Regions from separate parts of the Mus musculus genome. Here all the other regions are linked to region 5. Evidence: chromatin loops called from intact Hi-C (ENCODE). Cell type or tissue: heart. All regions are shown on one strand.

The links. Peaks named below come from ENCODE experiments on the same cell type or tissue, not always from the same donor. Only the 100,000 strongest peaks of a DNase experiment are listed, where the experiment ranks them.
Region 1: a loop joins it to region 5, with 3 times the contacts of the local background. A loop is called at or near these places in 2 of 42 quality-filtered maps.
Region 2: it touches region 5 in a loop (4-fold over the local background); 7 of 42 quality-filtered maps call a loop at or near these places.
Region 3: it touches region 5 in a loop (4-fold over the local background); 3 of 42 quality-filtered maps call a loop at or near these places.
Region 4: a loop joins it to region 5, with 9 times the contacts of the local background. A loop is called at or near these places in 6 of 42 quality-filtered maps.
Region 6: it touches region 5 in a loop (2.7-fold over the local background); 6 of 42 quality-filtered maps call a loop at or near these places.
Region 7: it touches region 5 in a loop (4-fold over the local background); 14 of 42 quality-filtered maps call a loop at or near these places.

Annotation. Positions count from the first base shown.
Region 1 is chr9:13,294,750-13,298,749 of GRCm38, reverse strand. It overlaps Maml2 (mastermind like transcriptional coactivator 2), which reads right to left and starts at 792. Exons shown (of 5, transcript NM_001013813.3): 1 at 189-792. The coding sequence starts at 686. In heart, CTCF peaks have their summits at 424, 645 and 2,131; DNase peaks (open chromatin) are centred at 669 and 2,109; H3K4me3 peaks cover 2,629 bases; H3K27ac peaks cover 2,594 bases.
Region 2 is chr9:14,498,143-14,502,142 of GRCm38, reverse strand. It overlaps Kdm4d (lysine (K)-specific demethylase 4D), which reads left to right and starts at 1,661. Exons shown (of 2, transcript NM_173433.2): 1 at 1,661-2,035. It overlaps Cwc15 (CWC15 spliceosome-associated protein), which reads right to left and starts at 1,524. Exons shown (of 7, transcript NM_023153.3): 1 at 1,362-1,524; 2 at 89-227. The coding sequence starts at 219. In heart, no CTCF peak of the experiment used is centred here; a DNase peak (open chromatin) is centred at 1,572; H3K4me3 peaks cover 2,188 bases; H3K27ac peaks cover 1,242 bases.
Region 3 is chr9:14,273,582-14,277,581 of GRCm38, reverse strand. Sesn3 (sestrin 3) reads right to left here and starts at 1,281. Exons shown (of 10, transcript NM_030261.4): 1 at 953-1,281. The coding sequence starts at 1,030. In heart, CTCF peaks have their summits at 1,558 (motif pointing left) and 2,469; DNase peaks (open chromatin) are centred at 471, 751, 1,391 and 2,361; H3K4me3 peaks cover 2,850 bases; H3K27ac peaks cover 2,880 bases.
Region 4 is chr9:13,747,442-13,751,441 of GRCm38, reverse strand. It overlaps Mtmr2 (myotubularin related protein 2), which reads right to left and starts at 2,263. Exons shown (of 15, transcript NM_023858.4): 1 at 2,042-2,263. The coding sequence starts at 2,121. Gm39291 (a long non-coding RNA gene) reads left to right here and starts at 2,240. Exons shown (of 3, transcript XR_870544.2): 1 at 2,240-2,620. In heart, a CTCF peak has its summit at 2,165; a DNase peak (open chromatin) is centred at 2,311; H3K4me3 peaks cover 2,460 bases; H3K27ac peaks cover 1,917 bases.
Region 5 is chr9:13,825,595-13,829,594 of GRCm38, reverse strand. It overlaps Cep57 (centrosomal protein 57), which reads left to right and starts at 2,488. Exons shown (of 11, transcript NM_026665.4): 1 at 2,488-2,739. The coding sequence starts at 2,695. Fam76b (family with sequence similarity 76, member B) reads right to left here and starts at 1,879. Exons shown (of 10, transcript NM_176836.4): 1 at 1,534-1,879; 2 at 771-835. The coding sequence starts at 1,620. In heart, no CTCF peak of the experiment used is centred here; DNase peaks (open chromatin) are centred at 2,004 and 2,524; H3K4me3 peaks cover 3,869 bases; H3K27ac peaks cover 3,090 bases.
Region 6 is chr9:14,782,963-14,786,962 of GRCm38, reverse strand. It overlaps Ankrd49 (ankyrin repeat domain 49), which reads left to right and starts at 2,390. Exons shown (of 3, transcript NM_019683.4): 1 at 2,390-2,443. It overlaps Mre11a (MRE11A homolog A, double strand break repair nuclease), which reads right to left and starts at 2,309. Exons shown (of 20, transcript NM_018736.3): 1 at 2,206-2,309; 2 at 1,435-1,532; 3 at 1-85. The coding sequence starts at 1,454. In heart, no CTCF peak of the experiment used is centred here; a DNase peak (open chromatin) is centred at 2,362; H3K4me3 peaks cover 2,033 bases; H3K27ac peaks cover 1,739 bases.
Region 7 is chr9:13,229,933-13,233,932 of GRCm38, reverse strand. No RefSeq gene overlaps it. Among named protein-coding and RNA genes, the nearest start is that of Jrkl, 14 kb to the left of the region's middle. In heart, a CTCF peak has its summit at 2,205 (motif pointing left); no DNase peak of the experiment used is centred here.

The sequences.
Region 1 (4,000 bases), 530 kb after region 5:
GACAATGAGCACGGGTAGCTTTAAGAATGAGAGCTTACAACGACACACACATACCCAGCAACTTTTGAGGGACTGGTATCTTGGCTTCTTCATGGCCATCCATTCCATTCGAGGCCAAGACAGCCACCACTTTCGCAAAAGGCCACATGACTACAGCCAGAATCATAGGAGAAAAACAGGTGCCTTACCGCAAGCAGGGCTGAGTTCCGCTGGTCCCCCGGGGTCGAAGCTGGCGGCTGCTCTCGGTTTATCCCACCGTTATCATTACTGGTCAGCCGGTGCTGCTGATGGTGATGGTGATAGTCTGGTGGAGGTGGTGGGGCCGTGGCTGCCGCTTGGGAGGCCACAGGAGGGGCAGTAGGGGGCGGTGGAGGAGCTGTGGTAGTGGCAGTCGCGACTGTAGCCTTAGCATGTTTGCTAGCCTTCCTTGCCCCCTGACCATGCTGCACCAGGCTGAGAAGCTGCATGGTGCTCTCCCTCTCTCGGTCTGAGCTCTCAGCCCTACCACGTTCATAGCGTCCTTCACAGCTCAGGTGGTGCTGTCGGCAGACAGCAATGCGAGCCCGCAGGCGTTCCACAATAGCACTGTGCACTCTCGGGGTGACTGAGCCCCCTCCAAGGAGCCCCGCCCCAGAAGCCCCTCCCAACCCTCCTGCGGGGGCCTGCGGGGGCGCTGTGTCCCCCATCTTGTTGGACACAATGATTACTGCCTCTGGGATGGTGAGGTGCAAGAGGCTGGTGCTGGCTATTGCAGGCAAAGCTGGTTTCAGTGTTCAGGGCACATGAATAGAGGTCTCCAGAGGGTGGGGAGACAGTGAAGAGGGTGTGGGGGAGGGGAGCGAGTAACAAGAGGGAGGGGAGAAAGATTAGAAACCAATTGGAGAGAGGAAGTTGGAAACAAACCCTGATCAACTTACTCTAATTGCATTTGACAGCTCAGGAGAAGTTGGACGGAGTTGGTAGATTTTTTTTTCTCCCCCACCAGGCTGACAAGAGCCTCTAGGTACTTTGTAAACACAAAGTCTAGGGGACAGTTCAAGAATTCAGGGATTGTCAAGGAAGAGGCAGAAGCACGTAGCAAAAGGAATCAATAGAGTCATTACTAGAGATCCGGGCTCCCCCTCACCTAGCTGCTTCGGGAAATTATTTATAGGGGTATTTCTGCAGAGAAACACATTTCTCCTGGGGGCTGTGGAACCGGCAGCCTTCACTTTTCCTCAGGTTAAAAAACAAACAACAGGACTGTTTCCCAAGGCTCCCGAAGTCATGTTCAAACTGTGCGAAATCAGAGAAGACTATGTTGGTTTCTCCGTCCCTTCCTCTCCCTCCGGTGTTGGTGTTTTCTCCTCGGGGTGGGGGGACAGAAGGATGTAGTCCTCTCCCCAAAGAAGACAGCTTTTCAGTCTTAACAACGTCAGTAATTGGACTTCAGAACCATGCTCTTTTCTTCAAGCTAATCCAATCACCGGCAAAAGTCCCGATTCCCTCTTAGGTTTCTTAGTCTTAAATGAAAGCAGTCTGAAGTGGCTGGCTACTGAGCTCCTTCAACACATTTCCCCCTTTCCCACTTACGTTTTTATTCCTCTCCCCCTCCCCACTTCTATTCTAATACAGTATCAAGACAGACAAAGTCTTCTGAGAGTAATTTACAAACGATGGTCAAACTTACAAACTTCCAGCAAATTGCACCGAGTCATGTCCAGCCACTTTTCTGTCCAGTTTTGTATATTCCATGCCCGGCCAGTGGCTCAGAGGGTCTGGACTCCCAAAGGCAATGTGGCTCTATCTCTTGTAATGCTTCGCTTTATAGATGGGGCGGGTGGGGGGGGGGGAGAGAAGAAAAAAGTCGCTTGTATTTTCCTTTCTCTTTCAGGTCTGTTCCGAGCGCTTTCCTGACACCGACTCCCGCTCCTCGGACTCACGGCGAAACACAGGCTTTCATTGTGCTGCGATACGAGAGGGAGAGAAAGAGAGAGAGAGGGAGAGAGAGAGTGAGACAGAGAGAGAGAGGGAGCCAGCAGGCTGCAGATGGGGGAGGAGGGCGGGAGCTCGGGCTCCCTGGTGGAAGGCTGGTGCCGCTGCTCCAGTGAGTAATCGCAGCCAGGCGCCGGGGAACGGAGTGCAGAGGCCTCCCAGTGGCTGAAGAGGCATCTCTCTACCGCCAACTCTAGGCTCAGCCTCTGCCTGGGTGCTGCGATGGGGGGGAAGACTGGGGAAATTCCCCAGTCTCCTCCTAAGGGTTTGAGCATCTCTCAATGCTGAAGAAACTCCCAGACAGGCACTGTATTTTCCCCTTCCAGGCCCGCAGTCAGCCCTCCTGAGGACATGATTTTCGGTTTTCAATAAGCTGTAACGACACCACTGAGCACCCCCAACAAGAGCTGGGTGAGCACGGAGGAAAAGCTCATTAGCACAGTGAGGAAGTTGGTGAGTGAGTGCTGTGAGGTGCAGAGAGGGAAGCCCACCACTGTCTCCTACGGGGACCCATTGGTGGAAGTCAGTGAGTTTGGGCAACAGGCTTGAGCTGATGAGCAAATAAATCATCACGGATAAATAAACGTTTTATGAGGCTGATATTGTCCTTATCTTGAGAAAGGAAAAAAATCGTTTTCCTTTGAAAATTCACCAAATACAAGGTGTATTGTCAGTAGCTGTCTGCTTGGCAAATATAATATGCCACATGATTTCAAGAACATTCATAACAACAAAAAAAAAAAGGTTTTGATTTCTTATCTTCATATAGTGTGGCTTGTAAAATACTCAAGTAGATTGGACAAATCAGTGTGTACTTATCGATTACAGGGAATAAATTAAGATGGGCATAGTATTAGAAGCCAGAACCACCAAAAACTCAAGTGCTGTAGTTTATAAGTCATTTGGATCTGACGTTTCCAGACACAAAGCTTCATTTACTTAAGCGACTCTAGAATTTCAGCAGTATGATCCTGCTTCAAACGTGAACTATGGGTAGAAGCAAATAAAAATAATGTATCTCAAGCCTGGATTCATCCACAGTTCCATCTCCCGGGGGCTGGCCAACTTTAGCCCACTTTCACAAGCCCCAGGATGTTAAGTTGGAAATGGAGACAGGCACACTCAGACAGGACAGGGTTTGTCTCATCCAAAATGCTTGGAATTCAAAGTATTTCAGATTTCAGGGGTTTTGGATTTGGGGTTATTGACTTAGATTTAACCAGTTGAATATCTTTAATCCCAAATTTCCCCTAATCTATCATGTTAGCTCTGTTTAAATAATTCCATTCTGCAATATCTCGGATTGTTTTTGAATCAACTACTCCAGTCTGTACAACATTAGCCTTTTTTTTCTGAAACATCCTTCTCTCTGTGTTCTTCAAGGCCAAGTTCCTCTCCATTCACGTGGAGAAAGGAGCCATATTTGTTAGAGAAGAAAAATAGAAACAGAGTCATCAGGAATTATTCAAAAGTGAAGGCTTTTTGACTATCGTATATTTCATTTTTGAAAGCAGTGTTCAGTAGGCAGCAACTTCTACTAACTTCTACTTCTGTCATATTTAGCAACCATAACCAGTAAAAGACAACTCTGCAGTATTTAAATGTAAAACAGTGCTCACTCAATAGCCTGCGACAATACAGGTCTTAACAGTGTTGAGGACTTGGTCAAACAAACTACTCTTACTCCTAGGAATATAAATTATAAACTAGAATAATAAATTTGCTAAATTGAAATAAAATTTAATTGACATAAAATTGTTCAGGGTTTTAGGGTATGGCCTATTGTTTCAATTAATGTATACACTGTGGAATAAACTCTAGTGTGTGTGTGTGTGTGTGTGTGTGTTTTCTTTTAAGATATCTGAGTGCAGTTGTGTATGTGACCTGAGGACAGCACTGTGGAGTTAGGTTCTAGCCTTCTACTTTTACCTGGGCTTCAGGGGTTAGATTCAGGTAATAAGCTCACATTGCAAGTGCTTTTAACTGCTGGGTTATCTCTTCAACCTCTACCACTTTGTAATTTTGA
Region 2 (4,000 bases), 670 kb before region 5:
CATGACCATAAGTCATATATATACATACATATATATAGAGAGAGGCTTGGTCCCATTCTGTGAACAAGACAAATGAAGGCCTTCTTACCTGTACTTTATCTTTGTATGAGAGGGAAGATCTCTGCTTGAATACTGCTTGGAGAGCTGGCTCAAATCCCCTTCTCCTTTTCCTCTCCCACCTCTTGCAGGTTCAAAAGTTGGCCTGGCTGCTGTTGTCATCTTTTAGTCTTCGGCAAAAGTGAATTTAAGTTATACTTTCATTTTACAGATAACTCAAAAATATCTATTCTTAAATCCTTCTCAAACTCCCCAAAATTGCTTAGTTTGCTTCAACACAAGTTCCTAAAAATCCGAATTATGAAACTCAGGGTGTTTACTAGGCAACTCTTATTCAGTATAAATAACTACTATGAAGATCTGAGTTAGTGCTTCTGTTCTGGCTGGGTAGCCCTGGGCAAGTCTTCTAGCTCGTTTCTGTCATTTGTGGAATGCCGACATTTCTATAGTATTATGAGATTCCCATACATGATGTCAGATCTTGCACAACAGTGTAGTGTAGCTTTTAAAATAAATGACTTAAAAAAATGTTATCCCACTAGCACTAGCTTCTCTGAGATTTTATTTTATTCTTTTTTAAAAAAAATTTATTCTTTTTTTTTTTTTTTTTTAATTATAGGATCTCACAATGTAACTGTCCGGCCAAGATTTGCTGTTCTACCAGAAACCTCACACTACAGCAAAGAACCCAATAAAAAACAAATTTCTTTTAAAGTCACAGTCAAACTTATTATGTTAAAATTTGTTTAAAGTCCCCAGTGACATTTACATGGGCAACCATTACCCCAGAATCTTGTTGACTCAATTTTCTTCTAAAGCAGTTACCACAACATTTATCAAGGCTGTAACTTCCGCGATGCTCAGAAAATCGGAACTCCACCCAACCAAGTATCAAGAACCCATCCTGAACTGGGTATGATGGGGGTACTCCTGTGATTCCAGAGCTTGGGAGGTGAAAGCAAAAGAATCGGGAGTTCGAAGCTAGCCTAGGCTACAAGAGAACCTTTGCCATTTTTAGCTGTCAAATAAGAATTGCAGCCTAACTGCAGGGCTACTAAATCTCCGTTAGCTTAAGCAGCTGCTCACACAGATCGTGTGTGAAGTGGGAGTTTCTCCCCATCCCACCCTCCTTTGCTTTTCTCAGTGTCTGAGGCGCTGCACCGGTGACCGCCCCGGGCTCGGCTTCAGCTCCGGACCACCATCCCTGCACCGCGGCCTGTACGATCGTCACGGGCTGCGGCGGCGACTCGGCTCCCCGGTGCCACCCACACAAGAACCACAAACCACCATGCCCGGCTGCTCACTCTGGCGGGGGTCCTACGCAGCACCTTCCGAAACTCACTCATGAACCAATGCGACCCTTAGCTCCCAGAAATCTCGGCGCCGGGGGCGCCAGGCCCAAGACCGGAAACAAAATGCAGAGCTTCCAGTTTTTACACCAGGGGCTCGGTTGAGACCCGGAAGCAAAACCTTCGCACTTCCAATGGCTGTGGAGAAGATGCGAACTCCACACCCGGAAGCAATTCCGGAGTTGTGTGTGTGTTTTTTTTTTTTTTTTTTTTAAACCGTCTCTCACAGGCTGACGCAGTGACCAATCAGCAAAGACACGGGAAAAAGATGGAATGACGTTGCCTAGGGGCGGAGCCAAGGCAGCTTAGGGGGCGGGCGTTTGAAACCGGTGCTTCATAGTCGACCCCAAATATCATCTTTTTTCCTTTGCGAACCAATTACTTAATCTCTCTTGCGTCTTTTCCTTTCCCGACCCCCTCCCAGACTCGTTCGCTGCGGTTCTGCGAGGACGGAGGCGCCAGGAGCCGGTCCGCGTCTCGCAAGAGAGATGTGAGGAGAGCTTGCCAACTGACCGACCCAACGGCTCCTGCTCCTCAGTAGACCCCGCAGCCTAGGGACTAGAGTTGTCACTTAAGTGGATATGAAGAAGGCGCAAATAAGTACGGGGGCAGCCACGAGCTTTCCAAAGGTACCATTCCTGCGAAACCACTAGCCTTGAAGGCAAGGGTTATAGTCGCATTGCTTGTTAAGATATATAAATATATAGATATATAGCTATATGCATTAAGCGTTGTAGCGTGAGGGGAGATGCTTGTGAGCGTTTACGATAGTGACAATTTATGGAGCAGTGGGCCTAACTGCCAGGAGGAGCACGAGATGGGATTAAGATGGCTTCGCCAACGTTGTCTTGTGCCCCATCATTGAGATCTTGGGGACGGCCGATGCTCGGTAAAGAGGATTCTGTTCTCCAGTTTATCTCAAGTGGAAGGGTCTCCTAAAATTGAACATTTCCGTTCTTTTCTGTCCTTCCTTTGGAACTTTTAAATGAAGAAAGAGAATTAGAAAAGAACCCACTCCCTCCCGAATGTGCCCGCTCCCCAAGTAGAAGGTGAAAGCTTCATATTTTTGCCCTGAGCCTCACACAAAGGACACCGCTTTCACATTAGTGACTCAAACCCAAAGATGGAGACCCTCTTCCTTCCCTCGTCACATCCTGTTCACCTGCCACTCTTGTCCAGTATTGTGAAAATTACCCTGAAGTTCCTTTGCTTGTCACCACACTCCTTCAGGCCACTGTCATTTCCTCTTGATTTGTAATTGCTTTCATAGGGACTTTCCTAGTTTTGCACAAACAGAGTGATTTTTTCAGATTACCAGGTAGTGGTTTTGACACTTAGGATAAAACAGCCTCTTGCTTTTACTTACACAGTCTGCCTCCTGCCTGCCTTTAGTCACAGGCACACCACACTCAAGATACACTCAACTGGACATTTCTGTTTCTTTCAACAAGGCAGGATTCCATTGTTTCATTTGAGTTTTGAGCCAAGCTCTTACAGTGCAGCCCAGGCTGGCTTTCAACTTAAGTTCAGGCATGCATTCATCTGTTTTTAAAGACTTGGGACTGTGTTCTTCACCTCTGCCTCCAAGACACCTGTAACTCGGTTCTTCAGGGCATAGCTTAGTGCTGCTTCCTCTGTGAGGTTTCCCCTGACATCTCTACTGGTCCCCACTTCCTCCCTTGCAAAAGTGTCTTTATGGCACCCAGTTCTATATTTCCATAATGCTGAACTCTAGTTGGGTTTACTCTTTGTTTATATTACCTCATGCACTTTTTTTCTTTGTGGTCAGAGGCAAAGTATTGAGACTAAGTATCTATTTTCTATGAGGCTCTCTTGGTTCTAACCCCAGTTCTGCCCTCCTTAGCTATGCACAGTTGGGCAAATTATCTTTCCTCTCCTATCTTCCATCCCTTGTGCAAAAAGTAAGGGTGATTTATTTTTATTGTTACCATGGTAATTACATCACTTTGTAAAGTGCTTAGAACTATCTCAGCAAGTGACTTTGTTGAGTCAGATTTGGCTGTTACTAATACTATTACGGTCTGACTAACCTTAGAACCTAAATTCCAGTAAAGCAGGAACCCTGCCTCTCTTCACTAGTGGCCTCTACATATAGAGCAGTACACCATACATGACAGAGCTTGAGTAAATACTAGTTAAGTGAATGACTAACATGTTATAAATACAGGAATGAAATTGCAGTGGCAAGATGGTGACAGGAAATGCTTACTTTTTATATTCCAGCTGACTTTATCAACTCAATAAGTCACCACAGTCCATTTGACTTTGAATTATTAATTAATTAACACTTGATGATGCCATTACAGTTTAGCATTAAAAAGTTAGTTCACAAAAGTAAAAGCATTTGATTAAAATAGTCTGGAAGTGTTAATGAGACAGGCAAAACAAAACAAACAAATAAAAAAACCCCTAACTTTTAAGTACCTGTAAATAATAAAATGATACCATAAAGCTTTTGACTTAAACAGTGAAAGCACTTAAGACAAAGAAATGAAGTTGGGGAGATGTCTGTATTAGCTAAGGTTCGCAGAGGAACAGAGCTGACAGTGAATAAAGAGTAGACTGGATTTACT
Region 3 (4,000 bases), 450 kb before region 5:
AGAAAAACAGTTTTTGGACAAAGAGCGCAAATATTTGAGCTTGCTTATTTATGTGCTTGCTTGTTTTTCCTAGGACATAAAGAGCAATCCTAAATTGACTGTAGATAGGAAAATTGACAAAAACGGCACCATATTCATCTTAGCTCTCAAATATGCACAGCTCAGCAATTTTAATTCATTGGTGCTGGACAAACAGAAACACCTCACCTAATGATTTCATTTCATGCAATGTAAAAATAAGAGTGTAAAAAAGAAACAGATTATATTAGTCAAGGAGGCTATTCAGATCTTATTAAAACCTCTTCTGCGTCTACAGGGACATTTTGTCATCCTTTCTCTCCCTGCATCCCCATCCCCCACGGGGCGATTAAGCCAAGTAAGCTAAACAATACTGGAGTAAACTTTCTATCAGTCACTCTGGAAAGCAATAAGCCAATCCTGGGTCGGATTTTCTCGATCGACATCGCGGTGGGGGATGATAAGGAGGGCGAACCCAAGTCGTCTTCAGCCTCCACCTCCACCAACCCAAGCTGAAAGCGCTGGAAGATCGAACAGCATTTCCTATGGGTATAAAGTTCAAGATGCCTTCATGGTGCCTTTCGGGACCCACCAAGAGAATGTCAAGAGGCGGTGCCAAGGCACCGTAGGCCTGGCAGAAGCGACCCAGTCGAAGAAAACACCCCCCCAGAGTCAGCCACCGGGGAGAGGCAGCCAGTCTCCTGCAGACCAAACTGGTTGCTGTGATTTCAGGCCAGCCTCCATCCCCAGCCGAGCCGGTTCCTCCCAGCATCCCAGCATCCCTTCAGCCTCGGGGCAGACCCGGCGGCAGCCCAGGGGCCGGGCGCAGGGACCCGCGGGGGGACACTTTGCCTCTCGTCCCCCCTCCCCCGCAAGCGCCGCCCGGACCCGGACCGTGGGGAGCGCCTCGCCGCCGGACGCGGCCGCGCCGTACCTTCCGCAGCACTTTCCGGCAGTTGGTGCAGAGCAGGTAGTTGGCCGAGGCCGACGCGCTGCTGCCACCGCGGTTCATCGCGCCGGAGCCGGGCTGTCACCGCGGCCGCTAGCGAAGGGCTGCTTCAACGTTCTCTTCTCAGGGGGTCGGGCGGCAGCGACGGCGCAGCGGCTGCCCGCGCGAGCTCGGCGGGGACGGCAGCCGCGGCACTCAGCGACCCGTTGTTCCTCCCGCCCCCATCGCCAGACCCCCGCCCCGCCAGCCAGGACGAGCAGCCGCGGCCGTCTCAGCTTCTCAGTGCGGCCCCGCCCCCGAGGCCCGCCGCCTTCAGGGCAGCCGCGCTGGGCACCGCCCCCTCCCGCCAACCAGACGGCACCGGCAACGCCCCCTTCTGCACCCGCATCCAATGAGTGGCTCCGGCCAATCGCGGGAGGCGAGAGCAACACGAATCTCCGGGCAAGTTAAGTTTATCTCCGAGGCTCGATGCTGAAGAGTGACCCTGGGTTAGTTAGGTAGTGGGGTGGGAGGGACTCCAATCTACCAATGAGAAATGGAGGTGTGGTGTATGCAAATTATCAGGAACTCTAGCGCCACCCTCAGGACAAGCCACGCCTCTCTGCAAAAACCGTGCAGAATGGAGAGTGAGATTAAATAGCTGGAAGCTAGAGCTCGCTAGAGGATCTGAGACCTAGCTAAACATTTCCTGATCTCTCGGGAGTGGGCCGGGTGGACGCTAGAACGTTCCTTCCTCCGGGGCAGAGATTCAGCTTTCTCTCCATGGATCTAAATCTAATAGCTGTGAGGAAGACTGCGGTCTTGCAGCACTTTGCTCCCACAGATCTCAAAGAACTTTATGTTCTTTATGCACTCTGTAAATCTGGTACGAAAGACCAACTACCTACGGCTGTAGAGTTAGAAGTCTACACAGCTATTGGAGTTGGAGACCCGGAGACACATCTTTGGTTTAGGGGTTTTTCCCTCTCTCCGACGATCGTTCTCACAGCAAAGAAAGTTCGTTTATCATGAACAAGTCAGAGATTGATACACACACACACACACACACACACACACACACACACACACACACACAAATCCTGTGGGAGGCCTCTGGTTAGAAACTTGCAGAGCACAATCCCTGCCTGTGATGGAAGGTTTTGAGTACGAATTGCCATTTAAAACGATTGGACTGGACCTTCCTCTCTCAAAACTGACAACGGTGAGTCAGGGTTTAGCTTCTATGTTCTGGAGACAGAAGGCATAAGTCACTGAGGAAAGCTCCGGCTGGCCAGATGCCCAACCCAGGCGAGTGAGAGAGCCAGGTACTCCGAGGGGCCAAACACCAACCCCGGACTGCAGACCAGACTCTGGCTGCCTGCTCCCCAGTGAGAACAAAGGCGGTGCAAAGCGAGCACCTGATTGGCTCAGGGTGCTCACCGGTGTCGTGGAGCCCATGATAGGGTGCTTCTGCTACTGGCGCAGAGCACCAAGCTCCCAAGAACTGCAGTTCCCCAGCCGGCCTTGGCGGTGACCACACCGCACTGCGTGCTATGACATCACCTGTTTTCGCTCTTGAGAACCTAATCTGTATTCTCGGCTTCTCGTTTTCTAAAGGTCTCGAGTGTGTCAGGAATTGTGAAGGCCTGCAATTTGTAGAATGTATCTGTGGAGATGGTTTTAAAGAACCGACCCACTGGTTTACTTGTATTGTTTTTCTTGTATTGTTTTTAATTTAACATACTACCCTGTGTTAGGAATTTTGTGTACTATGATGTAAAATCGGGAAGGCGCTGTTGGAGAAGCCTGCACGGTTAGCATAACAAAGCCATTAGACCAAACTGTTGTTCAAACTACCAATCTCTTCCATACTCAACATCTGTCTCCACTCCATCTCTTTAGAGACCTACACCTTAAACAAGCCTACACAAAGAACAAAGGAGATGAAAATCTGCCCGCACAGGTTTAAACAGACTGAACAACCTCAAGGGTCTATCTAGGTGATATGGTTAGGTGAAGGTCCATTTAGCTAGTGATAGCAAAGTGTGGTCTGATGCTGGGTAGACCTCCATAGTCTAGAACAGCAGTGATTTGGGTAGGTTGCTAAAAATTCAGTTAAAAGAAATGGTAAAAGTTGCTTGGCATGGTGGCGCACGCCTTTAATCCCAGCACTCGGGAGGCAGAGGCAGGCGGATTTGTGAGTTCAAGGCCAGCCTGGTCTACAAAGTGAGTTCCAGGACAGACAGGGCTATACAGAGAAACCCTGTCCAAAAAAAAAAAAAAAAAAAAAAAAGAAAAAGAAAAGAAAAGAAAAGAAACGGTAAAACTAAGAAAACTCAATGAAGGAAGAAAATACTGTGTGCCTTTCATTGCAGAGAACCAAGAAACCTAGGCAGAAAGTCAGCAAGACATTTTTGTTGGGTTGGTTTGGGTTTTTTTTGTTTGTTTGTTTGTTTTCCTGAAAATTGAAACACATATGTGTTCCCATTTTTCCGGAGTTTCTTTTTTTTATTATTATTATTTTAATTAGGCATTTTCTTCATTTACATTCCCAATGCTACCCCAAAAGTCCCCCATACCCTCCCCCCCACCCCCACCTCCACACACACACACTTCTTGGCCCTGGCGTTCCCCTGTACTGAGGCATATAAATTTGCAAGACCAATGGGCCTCTCTTTCCACTGATGGCCGACTAGGCCATCTTCTGATACATATGCAGCTAGAGACACGAGCTCCAGGGGGTACTGGTTAGTTCATATTGTTGTTCCACCTATAGGGTTGCAGATCTCTTTAGCTCCTTGGATACTTTCTCTAGCTCCTCCATTGGGGTCCTTGTGATCCAACCAATAGCTGACTGTGAGCATCCACTTCTGTGTTTGCTAGGCCCCGGCATAAGAGACAGCTATATCGGGTCCTTTCTTTGCTGAGTTTCTTAATCTATATTCTTGGCTGGGCCTCTCCCTCCTCCCACCCACCCCCCTCTCTCTCTGAGATGGGGTCTTACTAAGTAGCTCTTGCTGTCCTGGAATTCACTATGGCTGGCCTCACTCTTAC
Region 4 (4,000 bases), 78 kb after region 5:
AGAAAATAGGAGTCAAAGTAATCAAAAGAAAAAAAAAAAAAAAAAGAGGCCTTAACAAGCTCAATAAAGACAGGGCTATGCCCAAAACAGGAAAGAAAACAAAATGCTATCAATAAAGAGCACACAGGGTGCCAGGTGGGTTCACATCCAAGGAAGCTGAGGATGAGCTTGGGGTTGCTGGAAGCTTAATGGGAGCCTGGAAGATGGAAACTAGATGTAGGTAGTAATATCGCCACCACTGAAGGGCAGGTCTAGCCGAGCCCTCACAACTGGCCTACAGTAAGTACTTATTTATATTTATATTCCAGAGTCCAACTTAAACAAAGAGTCAGAGACAGACCAACAAAATACAATAGAAACAGCAGGATGACCAGGATGTTACCTAGCAAAGGGGAGCCATATGTGTACCGAGTACCCAGGAACTGCCTCAACAGGGCAATGCCAAGCAAGAGTCACCCATCAGTGTGCACCACAGTTGATTAGAAATTTCTGAACGTTGTATACAGAAAAAATAAATGGTCTTTTCAAGCCAAAAAATCAGATCTATATGACACAGAAGGCAAAGTTAAACCAACATCTCTAAAATGACTCTCATGTAATCCATCAAACCACACTTTTAGTAGAAGCTATACTTCCCAAGCCATTCCTCCAACTCTAACACTGTGTATAACCTTAAAAAGGGACCCTGAAATGAGTTATGTTTACTTTCATATTTATGTTACTCCCAGAAAATAATTATTCAAACACAGTATTTCAACTAAATTCATCTCATAATAGAAGCATTTGAGACCATTAGGGCTTTATCAACTTCAGTTATAAACTTGGAGTTTTTCCTAAACTGAGATAATCTCCACTCTCCAACAAGTAGAAATAATTCTCATAGCTAAACTCAACAGTAATTTAAGTGAGAGCTGAAGAGATGGCTCAGCAGTTGAGAGCACTTGCTACTTTGACAGAGGACCAGGGTTCAGTTCCCAGCATCCACAGGAGGGTCACACCGACCTGTCCTCCAGTTTAAGGGAATCTCACCTCCTGGACTCCTCCATGCCTGTGGTACACATGAACTCATGCAAGTACACACACACAAAGACACTTTTAAATAGTAATACGTTTATCAATCTACTGGGTGAAAGAAATTGTGTGATACATTGAGAAATATTAAAGATGATTTTGTAGAATGTATGAAAGCAAATAAGATAATTTATTTGAGCATCTGTAAACAAACAAACAACTTTGGAGTGACCGGGCAGAAAAAAGCTGAGCTATCATAATCAAACATTAATACTTGCTTGTAGTACTTTGTAGACAAACAAAACAAAACTTGAAATAATTTAGATAAACACTTAACACAGTAAGTGGAAATAACAGTCTACCTTGCCTGTACATTCGATTCATCTGTGGCTGTCTGCCTACATTAAGCTTAAAATTTAAACTGACAAGTTCTATAATAAAGCTGTTATCTACAGTTAATTGAAGAATGCTCCAAACAGACACCACATATAATGTATATTGTGATGGTAATGTCACTGATGTTTAAGCTGAGAAGCTGACTCTGAAGGCTTCGTCCCCTCTCCATTTCAAATCTAAGCACGCTTGTCTCAGTGTCCTCTAAAGCCTCTTGTCTGGTAATGGGCTGGTCCCCAAACTGTGATTAGAGCACAAGAATGAAAATGTCACGCCCTTGACAACTGAACTCCTGATAAAGTAAAAAACGCTGCGTCCTTAAACACAACTGGAGCAAAATCTAGGACCGGAAAATGAGCGGGAATTAGAGGGGCAGTGGCCATAAAGAAACTGTATTTTCACTTCTCGCACCAAAGGCCCAGAGGAGGAAGCAAGCACTGCTCTGCTGGGCTCTCCATACCCACGGGATGCCCGCGGCTTTTGCCCTCTTCGGGGTCCAGCCTCTCTAGGCCCAGGTCTCTCCTCCGCATGCCCCGGCCTCCCTCCCGCAGGAGCAGCCTCAGTCTCTCTTCCCGCACGCCCTGGCGTCTCCATCTACACTTGCTCCCGGCCTCCGTCCCCATACGCCCGGCCTCACCTGGACAGTGAGTCCTCGCTGGGCAGCCTTGCCGCCGGGAGCTGCGCGCCGAGACTCTCGCAGCTGGAGCTCTTCTCCATGGCGCGAGAAACTGGAGGCCGCTGCGCCCTCCGCGGCCGCCGGCGCGAGATGCAGAGGGAGGAGCGCACGGGGCCGCAGCCGCGGTCAGCCCCGCGCCAGGCAGGCTCCGAGACCGGAAGCGGCCATGTTCCCCCAGCCTGCACTGCGCGCGGGGGCTGTCGGGAGTCGGGCCCCGTGGCGCTACAAAGCGGAGCGATGCGCATGCGCCTGGCCGCCCAGTGAGAGTCAGCTAACAGGAAAATCTCCAGAAGGAAGAGGACACTAGTATGTCAGAGAAAACACAAGATGTGACGGCTTGGGAGAGGTGGACTCGAGGAAAATGAGAGGAATGTGGGCGGCCTGTGGGATGAGGGGGTGAGGTATTTAAGGGTGAGGTTAGAAGTAGTGATGTGAGATCATACGTGATGTGAGAACCCATTTTGTAACGGTAACAGTGAAGCTAAGCAGACTGATCCCACGGCCTCCAGTTACCTTGCATTTACATCTGCTTCCTTCTGTGTAAGTATATTAACCTCACAGAATAACTATTGATAAATATAAAACGCCTAAAGCAATGCCTGCTTAAGCACTCAGACAGTAGTCAATATATAAACAACCTAACAAACTTAATAAATGGTAACTGTTAATGAAAGAAAACTAAAGGATGACAGACCACTAACAAGTGGTTTGTAGGAGAAAGATAGTAACAGCTACCCTGAATGGGGAGGGGAAGGGAAATTTCCATCTCTGAACAGCGTTATACAAAGGAAAGTGAGAATGGAGTTGAATTTTCAGGCCTCCAGTGACAAAAGTATGGGTTAAAGTGGCTTGAAAGTGTGTCTGTAGCTGATAAGCACATTGACACCAACCTATAAGGCATAGTAAGTATTGAAGTGAGAATGAGGGAGAAGCTGCTAAAATCACAAAAAGAATTAGACAAAAACACTACTGAATGTCATGATGTAACATGGAGAACAGACTTACCTCCGGTGTGCTGCTTCATATTCCCTTACAAAGCAGGAAGGGAGTGTGGAGATGGAATGTGATAAAGGAACAGAAACTGGGTAAAGAGGGAATGTTAATACCCGTGACTTTCTGTTACTCAGGACACAGGAAGGAAAGTACTGGAGGAATTTCTCTAATTGTGACTCTGCCTTAAACACCTCACACGTCTGGAAAGCAAAAACACAAAGATTATTTCTGTAAATAAAAGAAACTTTTAAAAAAATCCTGCTAGGATAAATATAATTGTGTTCTTACAAACTAGATTTAATTTAAAACTTGGTTTTAAAACACAATCATAATTTATAGAACCAAGGAAATAATTTGTGTACTAGCTTTCCTTTACAGTATTCCCAATGAAAGATTTATTTTGGCTGATGGTTTCAAAGATTCCAGTCCATGGTCACTTGGCTCCATTGTTTTTTGAGCCTGTGATAAAACAGAAAAGCAGAGCTGGGAACACGTGATAGAAAAATCTGTTCATCTCCAGGTGACCAGGATAAATGATAAGCAATTATTTTCATCTCTGAAATTTTTCAAGAGATTTTAATTGCACCTCTCTGATAGCCCAGGAAAATAAATAGTGAAATGAAACACTTTGACAAACACAAATATCTGTAAGATTCACGATAGAATGCATCTATTGCTTCTCTTTCTCTATCAGACTTTTTAAATGCTAATGATCGCCTAACACTTCAACTTGTGTCTTCCCAACTATGAATGTTGAAGAAGAATGAACCCTTAAATGAAAGACCCATTTCTAGCACTGTATTGGTTATTACAAACCTGGCTTCCTGGTAATATAACTTGTGCATGACCCTCTCTAGTTATTATGGAACAGTATCAAATGGAGAGGGGTTGCAACCAGAAAAGTCTGCATTGCAATCCTGATTCTGT
Region 5 (4,000 bases):
TCAAAAACAGTACTAATTTTAGAATAGTTTTCTGTAAATTTAGTTTTATTAAAGACAAATTTTCCATATATAATTTATGTATTACACAGTGCCTACAGGTCTCAGGACATATGCCCAGGTTAGTCTCTAAGTAGTAATTCTCCTGCCTCCACCTCCAAACACTATGCTTATAGGCACCCAGCTCAGTGCATATTTTCTATAAAGAAGATAAAGCGGAAGCTCTAATGCCTTCCCTCTGGCTCTAATGCTCCCTCACCACCATGACTGCACATCCTCAGCATCAGGGCCCACCGCACTCCCCAGTCCACAGTCTCCACTGTCATGTCCACATACTCAGTAATAAAAGGACTTGTTCTCTTGAGCTTACTCTGTGTCCTCTAAAAGAGGGATTTCCTGTTAAAAACATCTGTGCTAATCACACTGCTTAAGGCAGTGACTTCAGTCTTCCAAGGCAGTTAGTAACACTGTAGCTCTTTCCTCAGGTTAATTAGCAGTTTCCCATTTAAAAAAAAAAAGTTTAAAAGTAATTGCTTATATTTTGACTGTTGGCAGAAGTGTACATTTTCCATCTATCAATTTTATCCCTTATTTTCACATGTAAAACCAGAATTTCTTTAGTTAAATGTCTTCTCTCATACTGTACATAGTAGCTCTAAATTTTAAATTTCAAAAACAAATCAGTTTTTCAAAGCACTTTAACACAAATATTACAACCCCTAATTATTCCTTATACGAATTTGTAACAATGAAAGACTGCTCAGTATACAAACCTCTCCTGCTGAAATTCTGATCTGCAGTAAGTACATTTTACAATAGGATGTGCAATCCGACATTCCTGTAATAAGATAATACATAAGTCAGTATTTATTTCAGAGACCCAATCTCACTCTTTGGTAGAAATTAATCGACTTAGTCAAGTGCCTGAAATGTCAATAAAACCTGGCTGGCAACGTAAACAACTGGGTGACTTATCACATCAGCCGTCAGGCAGAGTATAATTCCATGGGGATATTTTTGTCCTTAGTGGAGGGGGGGGGTGCGGAGGGGGTATATGGAACAGAGAGAAACTAAGGAAGCTGTCAGGACTGACTTCCAGGGGTGGTTTACATGTGAAACTACTAGTTATTTTGTACAATTGCTCACAGACAGCATCCCGGCTTTTATGGGATGGGAGGAGCTCCAAATCAGAGAGCACTCTGTTCCTAAACCAGTCGCTTCGCTTTCCGGGACAGGGAAGCAGAATGCCATCAGCTCTGCAGCTTCGGGTTGCTAGCAAGAAAGTGCAAACACGGGCCCTGCCTCCCAGTGGAAGGAGAGGGCAGTCCCTGCCAAAGCTGGGATGAGAGAGTCTGCACCCAATCTCTGCGACACGGAGGACTGGTGGCCGCTTGGCTCAGCCCCACCCGAGACCGCCAGAAGCGGCCGAGCTAGCCCAACCTGCGAGCAGGCGGGACGCGGTCGACACGGGGCTCGCCCATATAATGCCCGGGCCCTGGCGGGGAGCGGTGCGCTGAACGACCGGCGCCCACCGACCTTGCAGAGCTGTTGGCCCTGCGAGAGCTCCTCGAAGGGGTAGCGCTGCGTGCACTTGGTGCAGGCGTACAAGGCCGACGCCGCCATCCTGCTTTCCGGCTCCTCCGCGCGCGCTCAGGCGGGGCCTCCGGGAACTCGGCTGCCCCGCCCGCGGGCTCTTCTGCTGCTGTGGCCCAGTCCCGGTAACTGCCGGGTCCCCTGCGTCTCCCTCCGCCTCCGCCGCCGTCCCGGGACACCTACTGCCGCCCGCCCCGCCGCTCCCGTTTAGGCCCGGACCGCGGCGGAGGGAGACGAAGCGGGAGCTAGGCGGTGGATTCCGCTTCCTCCTCGGTCTCGCGTCCCTCTCTACGATTGGCTACAGAGAGCCTTACGTCACTAGAAAGCTCCGCCCAGTCCCTGGCCTAGGTTCGGCAGGGAGCGCCCACAAAGAGAGAAAGTACCAACCAATAGGAAGCCGCCGCTCTCAGAGCGCGAAATCCGCTTTGAAAAGATCCCGCCCACAAGCCACGGCCAGTCGTCGTTTGGCTGGTGCGCTTGAGCCCATTGGCCAGGGGGTCCACGAAACGCCGCTTTTTTTCAGTCCTTGGCTTCCATTGGACCATATCCTTAAGCCCCTCCTACTTCTGTTTGTCATTGGCCGAAAGGTCAGTACATCAAATGGAGAAGCAACGCTCTCTGGAGTTTATTCCTGGGATGCTGATGGAGTATGTCAACTTTCCATTCTCCTTTATTCAGCTTCCGTCATCCGCCTCAGCAGGCGCTGAAGGTTCCAGAAGCCCTAGCCTTTGCTTCCTCATCCAGAAAATCCATCCCTTTTCAGACGCTCCCAGAGCCGTCTGTCAACTCAGACGTTGCCGTTCCCGCAGGCTCCGCGATGCGCTACCTTGTGACGTCACCGAGAGAGGAGGCGGGCTCTTCCCTGCCACCAGAAGTTGTCCTCTTTTCTGATTGGTCACTGGAAGGCGTCTATCAAGACGCGTTGCCTTTCCCGTGCGCGCTGAGTGTGGCGTCCTTGTGGTTTGCGAGACCGAGGCTCCTATAGGGTTCGCAGCTCGCCCGCCCCTTCCATCGGGGACTTGGATTCCGCTTGCCCCAGGCGGGCGGCTGTCGAATCCGGAGGAGGAGCTCAAGGACGGCGTCTGGGGTTGCGCAGGTGGGAAGATGGCGGCAGCCTCGGTCTCGGCGGCTTCTGATTCTCAGTTTTCGGTAAGGGGCGGCAATCGCGTGGGTTCCAGGTGGGCCTGTACGGCTCTCCGGGTTGCCTCACTTTTCAGGGGGCCCGCGATCTGGCGTCAGCCCTCGTCCCGCAGGATGGCGGGCTGCCCGAGGCCGCGTGCCACTCCCGGAGGCTGCAACTGTGTTTTCTGGAGCACCTCCTTTTCCACCCTGCGTTCCCTTGTCCTCTCAGCCGGTGCTTTGGAGCGTTGTCCCGAGCCTGGCTGGTGCACTCTCAGGCCCGCTAACACAAAGCTCTGTCGGTCACGTGAGCGTAACGGCCCGTCTCGGAAACTCACTAACAGGTAGGTGTGCAGGTTTGTAGAGTGGCAGCCGCTGAGGCGTCCGTGGTCCCCAGAGTGCGTTTTCGCCCTTGCTGCCGTGCCTCTCTGTTTGTTGCGCGACCCTTGCAGGCGGAGCCCGGGCATTCCCACTTCCCATTACTAGACTCTGTATGGAAAAGTTGCTCTGGAGAAGCGATCGGGAAAATTAAGCCTGCGGGTTTAGTTAGTCACTGATGTTTTAAGAGTGGATTGTGGCGCTCAGTCTTTTGGAAAACGCTCCAATAGGAAGAAATAAGAATTAAATGTGAGAAAACTGGAGTTCTTTTTAGAAATGTTCCTGTACTTAGCCGACCGTTGGTCCTAAAGTTACAGGAAGGAATTGAATAGAAATCCCACTCTGAAGAAGGAGCAAAGCACTGTACTAATTAGATAATTACTGCGCTGCAGGTTTTGATACCAGAGGCGTCTGGGGGAGATTGATTAGCAGTATTAGGGAAGATAGGATCTTGAAAGGAAGATAAGCTAGCTGCGTGTTGAAGGAATTTAAGAGAAGAAAGCACTGCAAGTTTTTTAAGGTATGTGACAAGACAATAGGTAATTTCCGGACACCAGAGGGTAATTTCGAATGTGCAGAGATTATATAAAGGTAGAGTTGATAAAGAAGAACTAGAAAAACAGGTGAAAATTGAATAATGAGGGATGTCAGGAAATTTTCTGGGTAATTTTAACAGCTGATGAGGAAGAGGGCATAGAGATTACCAACACCTTCAGAAAGTCTCACTTAGGAATCTCAGCAGTTTGGACTTTCTGTGGCTACTAGAATTTGTGATAAGGTCAGAATATTTCAAGTTTTTCAAATAGTGGGGTATACCTTTGCCAAAGAACTAGAGGAGATTAAGGAGAAGAGTTGGAGCAAGCATTTGGGAGTTAGTTCCTTGCCAGATAAATGAAAGATAAAGGAAAAACTA
Region 6 (4,000 bases), 960 kb before region 5:
ATCATTTCCTCTAACTGCATCTTTCTCCATAAATCCAAGATGAATATCAGTGGCAACCAGGATTTTAAATGTGTCTTCATCGTCACTGTATAAAGAAGAGAACACAATTCAATGCAATCCATTAAAAAGATATTCAAACAAGCAGAAGATAAGCAATAACAAAACTGTAACGCAAAATCCTGTTTATAGCCTCAGCATGAAAGTCTGCAGTACTCAACAGATCGTTAGCATCACAGCTTTCTAATCACAAGTTCAACACAGAGCCACTGTGAGTGACACTGGAAGTGTTCCGTCTGCTCTGAAATTTATAAGCTTCATATAACCAGCTTTATGTAGTCAGGTCTGTTCCCTAGATAGCTCCACAAAAATCCAAAAGGCTTTGTTTGCTCTCTTGTTAAGTATCTGACTGTACACTTTTCCAGGAAAGTTATTTAATAGTCTTCCTCTGAGTGTAAGAATAGATTTTATACTAATATACTAGTTGCTTACATTCCAATCCCTGATGGCGTCTGCCTGACTCTGCTGTTTACATAGTTTTCAACAATAAATGTGGCCAAATAACAGAACAGAATTCTTTAAACCCAAACAAAGGTACTTTCAGGTAAATCAGCAGCTTAAGAATTATTAACACCCATTTATACTTAGCATTAAGTTTAGTTCTTTATATCTCAGTCCCTGCAGAGAAAGAGGCAAGCATGGTCACTATCTCTAAAAAATAAGGCCAGACACAGAGATAGTAACTCGTTCATCACACAACCAGTTGCAGAAACAAGACTAAGGCAGTAAAAGTTAGGCTATTTTCACTCGTATAGTTAGTTCACTTTTGTATATAACTCCACAGATCAGAAACATCCACAATTGTATGCACGAAGCCCTGGGTAACCCACAAACTTCTCAGCTCCCACAGCTGTACCCTTCCACTCTCATTCAGACCTCAAAATTAACTGGAAAGGAGTATTATTAGTCTAGTTATGCAAATGAAAATAAAACCAGGCAAGCCAGAGAACTGCTGATCTTCCTAACATTAAACAGCTAATTTTGACCAAGAACTTGAAACCAGAGTGGAAGACACCACTCGTGTTCAAGGATTTTCTTCTGCCACCTGACTTCTATAGTCCTTTTATTTCTTTCCATTTTGTTCAAATTCACTTCAACTAGGGTAACTTACTCTAAAGGACTATTTATAGACTCGAGACTAAGACAAAGCCAGAGAGCATGAGCCTCCCTGCATGGCCATGTAATTACTGCAACACATTCATCTATTGCTCCACCTCATTATTTATTTATTTATTGCTAATAAGCATAAGTATGTGCTTTTAATTATGCATGACAGACGTTTTGGGGGATACTCTATCCATTATTAAATTCTGTTGCTGTTTATATTAAAATATCACTTTTCTCGTAAGGTCATCACAATTAATATGTCAGGCTTACAGTGGATCTGTGGGGCTCATTTTTATAGTAGAGTTCCTCTGTACCAGGTTCCTCTCCAAGTGTTCAGGTATGTCAGAAAAACCACTCGAATCCAAACTCTAAAAATAAATACCAAAATGCACATATTATAAAGGTTGCACATATTTCACTAACATGAGCTCAGTTGCAGGGTAGACTTTTTGAACAAGCGCTAGTGATTTTGAGAAAGTCCTATGTACGTCTTCAACACTTACTATAATTGTTTCATGACCTAAGAACAGAAAGCCACATCCTGAAGTGAAGTCCTAATTGCACTATCACTACTATTTCTCTACTATCTTCTTCATGAGATTGGTGTGTAGTAAACCCCTGGACAGGAAAAATGAAACGTAACTTTCTACGTGCATAATTTAAGCTGCTCCGCGCAGGACTTTGAATCAGAGGCCACCCCATACTCTTAACACTAACATGGGTTTTATGGGGCAGCCCACATTTAAAGACAGAATAAATAACCAACACATGGTCTAAGTGGAACACCTCGCATCCCCAGCTCGGCGAAGGCGGCGCTGCCACTACAGGAGACCTCCCACCCGCGGGACTCCGAGGCGGACTCCGAGGCGGAACGCAGAGCCCGCATCCCTCCATGCCCACCCGGCCCGTCTTCCCTAACGGCCCCACGCACTCGGGGCTTCCGTTCGCCCCGGACCCGCACGCTACAAGACCGTAGCAAAGCCTAAGTTACCCAACATGGACTTGTCAGAGTCGACCAGGGAGGCCACAAGCCATCTCTACCTCAGGAAAAGGGGGCGGGAGTCTCCAGAACCACAAGAAAACCGCTCCCAGAAACCTGAATTAGGCGCGGGAGAGCGGCATCCGTACTTCTCGCGAGATCCATTGATGACGTGACATCACAGAATGTCTAGATTCTCATTGGCTACAGAATGGCTCCGTCACCTCACAGGAGCCAATCCTGAGCAGCGAAGGGGCGAACCCGGAAAGGAAGTTCTCGGTGAGGTTCTCTCTGTGAAAGGTGAGGCGCGTGTCCGGAGCGGTGGGGCGGGCGGCTGTGGGCGGCCGGCCACCTCGCAGGTAGCATCGTGGCAGAGTCTTCGCTTTGCGATTCGGAAGGCCTCGCCTGCTAGACCAAAGACCTTTCTTCCCTGCTTCCCCTGACGATCGCCCCAGAAGCCTCGGTTTTGTGTTTTCAGAGAACCTTGAAGAAAGTGCAGTAGAAATGATTTGGAGCCTTGAGTTAGAGCAGACCCCCTCAGGACCTCAGAAGGGCCCGTGTACCGCAGCGACAGTGATCTGTCAGTACCCGAGCGCAGGCCTCTGAAATGGGGGGCTCCACCCAATGAGATGAGAACTGGAACAGTTGCTATCTCTCTCAAAATGGAGGGTTCCCTTTAAATTAGGAAATGCATCCTATTCCTCCATAATAGTATGCATCGAGCTTTATACCCAGAGTCGAGATACATTTGGGTTTGATTTTTTAATTAAGCATACCAAGACAATAAGTTAAGAATTAATATGAAGGAGTTTTCAGGTGTGGGAAGGGGGGCTGCGATCTGTGCCATATTTTGGTTAGTGACATCTGTTAAGCGCTTAATGAATTGGTGTATAGTAGCTTTTTAAAAAATGAGTTTGAAGTGAAAGGAAATATTGAAAATGTTAAGAAAATAGTTCTGATAGTTCTTTTAAAAAAGAAAAAAGAAAAACACAATGCTGCCAAAACCTTAACAAATCCCTTAATGGAGTTTATAGGCCCTAAGAAGTCATTGGTCATGATTCTGATACTCTTGTCACTAGTGATGAAGCTTAATTGGACAATGGAATATTAAACTTGAAATTAAGTAGAACAAATCTATGAGGAGTGTGTATAACTAAGTTCCTCTTAGAGGCCATTCAGAGCAAGATTAAATGATAGGTCTTAAGTTTAATGATACAAATAGTTCTTAATGCAGGTTACATACAAATGGCATAATAATCTGTGTTAAAGATGGCCTATCCTTAAAAGCTTAATAGCAAAACAATATAAGACATAGCACCTGAAATAATAAACATTAGATTCTAATTGGGTCAACAGAAAGAAGTGGTAACACTAACAATAGCAACAAAAAACTGCCAAATTCAACAAATATGGTTAAAAGATTGATGGTTTTCAAAGTAACTTCTCATTTTCTTTAAGGCTTATGTGCTAGGTAACTCTTGAAGTTGATGTCAGTGTATAAATTAATATGGCAGTTTATCAGAAGACTAATCTTTTAGGACTGGGTGAACTATGGTCCTCCTGTGTACTCACTGTCAGGACTCCATCAGTTTTAACATACCTAAATTAATAGATTAAAATTAAGATAGTTGTAGCCATTTACTTAGTAGAAGAAAGCATTTCTAAAAGGTAAAGACTATAAATGATCATAGATAGCAGAAATCTCTGAAATCTTATATTTAGTAAACTTAATGGATATGAGAAAACACCAAAGCCTTATGACATAGAATTTATCTGGCTTGTTTGTAAGGTTGTATCCGTGCTGTTAATAATATCTAGTTACTGCTGTGCTAACAACTGTTGTGTTTGTGTTTTCAG
Region 7 (4,000 bases), 600 kb after region 5:
TTGTTTTGTTTTGTTTTGTTTTGTTTTTTAATTCCCAGGTTTCTTAATGCAGCCATCTTTGGGAAATACAAGATAATTTGCAAGGTATCAGAATAGAAAATATAGGAATGAGACTAATGGCTTCCTTTGATACAACATTAAATCGGGGCTTTGTATAAAGAAACAAGAAAGCTGGATATACACCCTAGCCTGTAAGTTTTGCATGCTCCCTACTTTGAGATGGTGTCATGTTCTGTCATCTTATGTGCCCTTTCACTAGCAGTCTTCCTGCCCTAACCTCCCCAGAGGTTACAGGATTATAGAAATGTGTACAACTCACAGCTGAAATCCTGAGACCCAATATCCAGTTGGGGGAGAGTGGGCACTTTACTTACCCGTCTCTCTTCTGTTTAGAGCCTTGGATTTTTATATTGTGGTTCTTTGTACTCTATGGTCTTGCACATAGTTTGTTAGGTTTATTTTTATTTTCACGATGCAACAGATGGGCCCATGGTGCTACACGCTGTTCCTGATCTATTTCCCAACCCCCAGGTTTATTTTCTGGTATTGTCTTTCTTTCTTTAGTACTACTGTAAGTGGTGTGTTTCTGTATTTAAACCCCAATCACTCATTTCTGGAATATGTGAAAATAATTAAAATTTGAATATTGACTTGTGTCTTGAAGCCTACTATTACCAAATCAAGCACAACTTCTAATAGTTGTTACTTTTTAATCGATTCTTTAAAATCTCCTACTAAACCTGCCATGTCATTCATGAACAAAGGGAGTTTGATTTCTTCCTGCCCCAGTATGTACAAGCCTTTTCATTTTTTCTTTTGTAGACCAATTTTTCTTTCACATAATTAAAACAGAATAGTATTAACACACTTTAAACCCACATGTAACTAGGATTCTGAACATTAGTTCGAGGACTATTTTATAGTTATGACAACAACTGTCCCTGCTAAATGCAGCATGAACATGTAGGCTTTAGTTGACTTTGAAGACACCAGCAGCAGACAGATCAGCATCTCAGTACTGTGAGACCATGGTTGGTATATAAATTTGATAAGTGCTAAAGAACCAAAGGTGGGGTCAGAAAAGCAAGTCCCTTAAGGGAGAATATAGGAAGATTTCTGATAACATCAAATGAGTTTATAGAAAGAAGATGGCAGTCTTCCAACCATGATGATATGGGCTGAATCTCTGAAGCTGTAAGCCAGCCCCAGTTATAAAACTGACTATGGTCATATTGTCTCTTCACAGCAATGAAACCCTAGGACAAAATCCTAGCCCCCTTTCGATAGGAAGATATAGTCAGTAAAGTACAAACCTGGAACTAGTCAGACCATGTATGGAAACAATAAGAACATGTATCTTATGCAGTGGGGTAGAACTGCAGACGACAGTGAGTCCTCTCCCCCACTGACACCTAAGCTTCGCCAGCTCCTTGCCCTCTTTGGGGATGCCTGAGGATGAGAAAACTCAATGACTTCTGGAGAACAATGCACTATCAAGAACTAAATAAATAGTGGCTTGCACACAGCCTGTGGAGTTTAACATAGCTCCCTGGAGGAAACGGTTGAAAAATAAATGGGATTTTTTTCTTTGTATTTTAGCAGTCATTTCTAATGTTTGTAAGACCTCCTTGAGTGCTGAATTCCAAAATGAACATCACATGCTTGAAGAAGGCAGTAGTAAGTCTTTATAGGCAATTTACATCTTCTGTGAAAGGTGATATTCTTTAGGGTTTTTTTTTTTTTTTTCAGTATGGAAAAGTAGCACAAGAAAAAAAAAAAAAAGAAAGAACAGAAGGGATAGAGATATTGAAGTGTTAATTAGAACGCATAAGTGGACCCTCCGACTCCTTAGGCTGTATTTGTGAAGGAAACACAGCTTTGTAGGAGTGACAGATGTTGAGACTCTCAGAATCCCCATACAGAAGACCTGCAATTACATACCTGAATGTCCCTTCCCCCACTAAAAAAGACAAGTGTGCATACCTTGCAGAAAATCACAGAAGCTTAAAAATGGATATCTTTGTTGCTGTTTCTTGTTGAAATTTTGTCTTATTGACAGTTTTGAGTTGAACTTCATTTGGAAGCATGGGTGATCTTGAAGTCTTAATTTTTGACAAAGAAAATCCAGATAACAATTCTGGAGGTTTTGAGCCACCCAGAGCCACGCAGCTGCTCCCAAGCATGGTAAATGGACTGTGATTGCCATCTTGTGGTTGATTAGAACATTGCCTGCCGTAAAAAAAAAATAATGAGCTGTATTTAAATGTAAAAATACAATGATTGTGGGAACAAAAGCATGCAGTAACTCAGCAAATTAAACTTGCAGTTTCTTAACACATTGCATGTAAAATTTGTGTTGAAGTTCTTGCACGGGAGTTCCATTAGAAAGGAGCCCGTGTGATATTTAGCTTAGTAGAGGACTCAAAGATGAATGATATTTGCACTTGCTTTTCCTCAAATGTATATTTGAAGTCCAAGGCTCATTCTGTAAATTAGACCCTCTCTGTCACTCTTTGCACTTTTCCATACAATTAAAAGCATAGACATGAGTTACCATCTAACCATTGCTAACGTTGGCAACCCTGTCACTCTGAGCTTTTTCTGACTGTCTAGGTGGGGTATAAGAGCTCTAAAGGACAATTTCTTAAGAATGCAAATGTGCTCTTTGTTCCATATTTCTTATGATTTTAAGCCATTGGTTTGTTTCTTTACCATATGAAGCTTTGCTTTGTGAGCTGCCCGAGCTTTGTCACCAAGTAAGTAAAACAAGCATCCCCAGCCCCTAGGCACCAAGTGACTAAACTCAAGGTTGAGGTGTATGTGTACATACAGAAGTTATACTAAAAATAAGGTGCTGTTTGGGTGACTTTGACATAGTGTATGCATTTAATACATGCATATACTTAATTTATGCATAGATGTTCAGTGGAACCATCTGGAGGGAGAAAGGGACAGTGGGGAGGATCGAACAAAGTAAGGATAGTGGTCTGGAGGGATGTATTCAACATGTAGCTCACACCTGCAGGAAACGTAAACAATGAAGAGGAGCAGCAGAAAGAGAAGACTGTCCAGAAACCCCACAGCAAAGAGCAGATTACAGTAGCCAGTTAAGGCTACATGACTCCAGTCAGAGGAACAATGGTGCTCTGGCATTCCAATGCTGCCCCGTTTCCAGTCTCGTGACCCCTGCCCTGACCCCTGGAAGAAAGTCAACACCAGGGGAGTCTCTGTTCGATGTATTTTTTCTGCTTCCTTTGTTTTGTTAAACTGGCAATGCTGAGTTTTTTTCTAGAAACAGGTCATAAAACCAGGAGGTTCCACTTCATTGGGAAACTTGCCATAAACTGTGGGCACAGATACTGAAAAACTCCAACACCTGCAGTTATATTTCCAGTACTTCACCTACTTAGGTTTCATAACTTTCTTCAAAGACAGGCAGCCTTTTCCCCCTTTAAACATGAAAATATAGTTCCTATTTTCTAATAAGGAGTACCTACCCAATTCTGCAGGCTACCAAAAGATAAAACACAAATACCAACCTAGCCATAAAATACTTGGTCTACAATCTATCCTTTCTGAAAAATATGCTGGGGCAATAGTGACACAAAACTTCTAGGAATAACCAACCAATATCTGATTTGATTCAAGACCCACTCCATGTGATGGATTTTATACCTGACACTGCATGGGTGACCAAAAACCAGACACTAGATAGCCCAGAGACCTAGGGTAAAACTAAATCCTACTGTCATAAAACCAAACAACAACCAAAGCTCATGATAAAGTGACTCTTAATGACACTCTGCTATGGTAACAAATACAGAGATACAGCCAGATATTACTCTGTCTGTCTGTCTGTCTGTCTGACTGTCTGACTGACTGTCTTTGTCTCTCTGTCTCTCTCCCCACTCCACCCCCTCTCTCACACACACAGTAGAGGGACCTTGGAACACACAGCTCTAAATGGGATGTTCCTACCATATCTCTCCTCTCAGAGCTA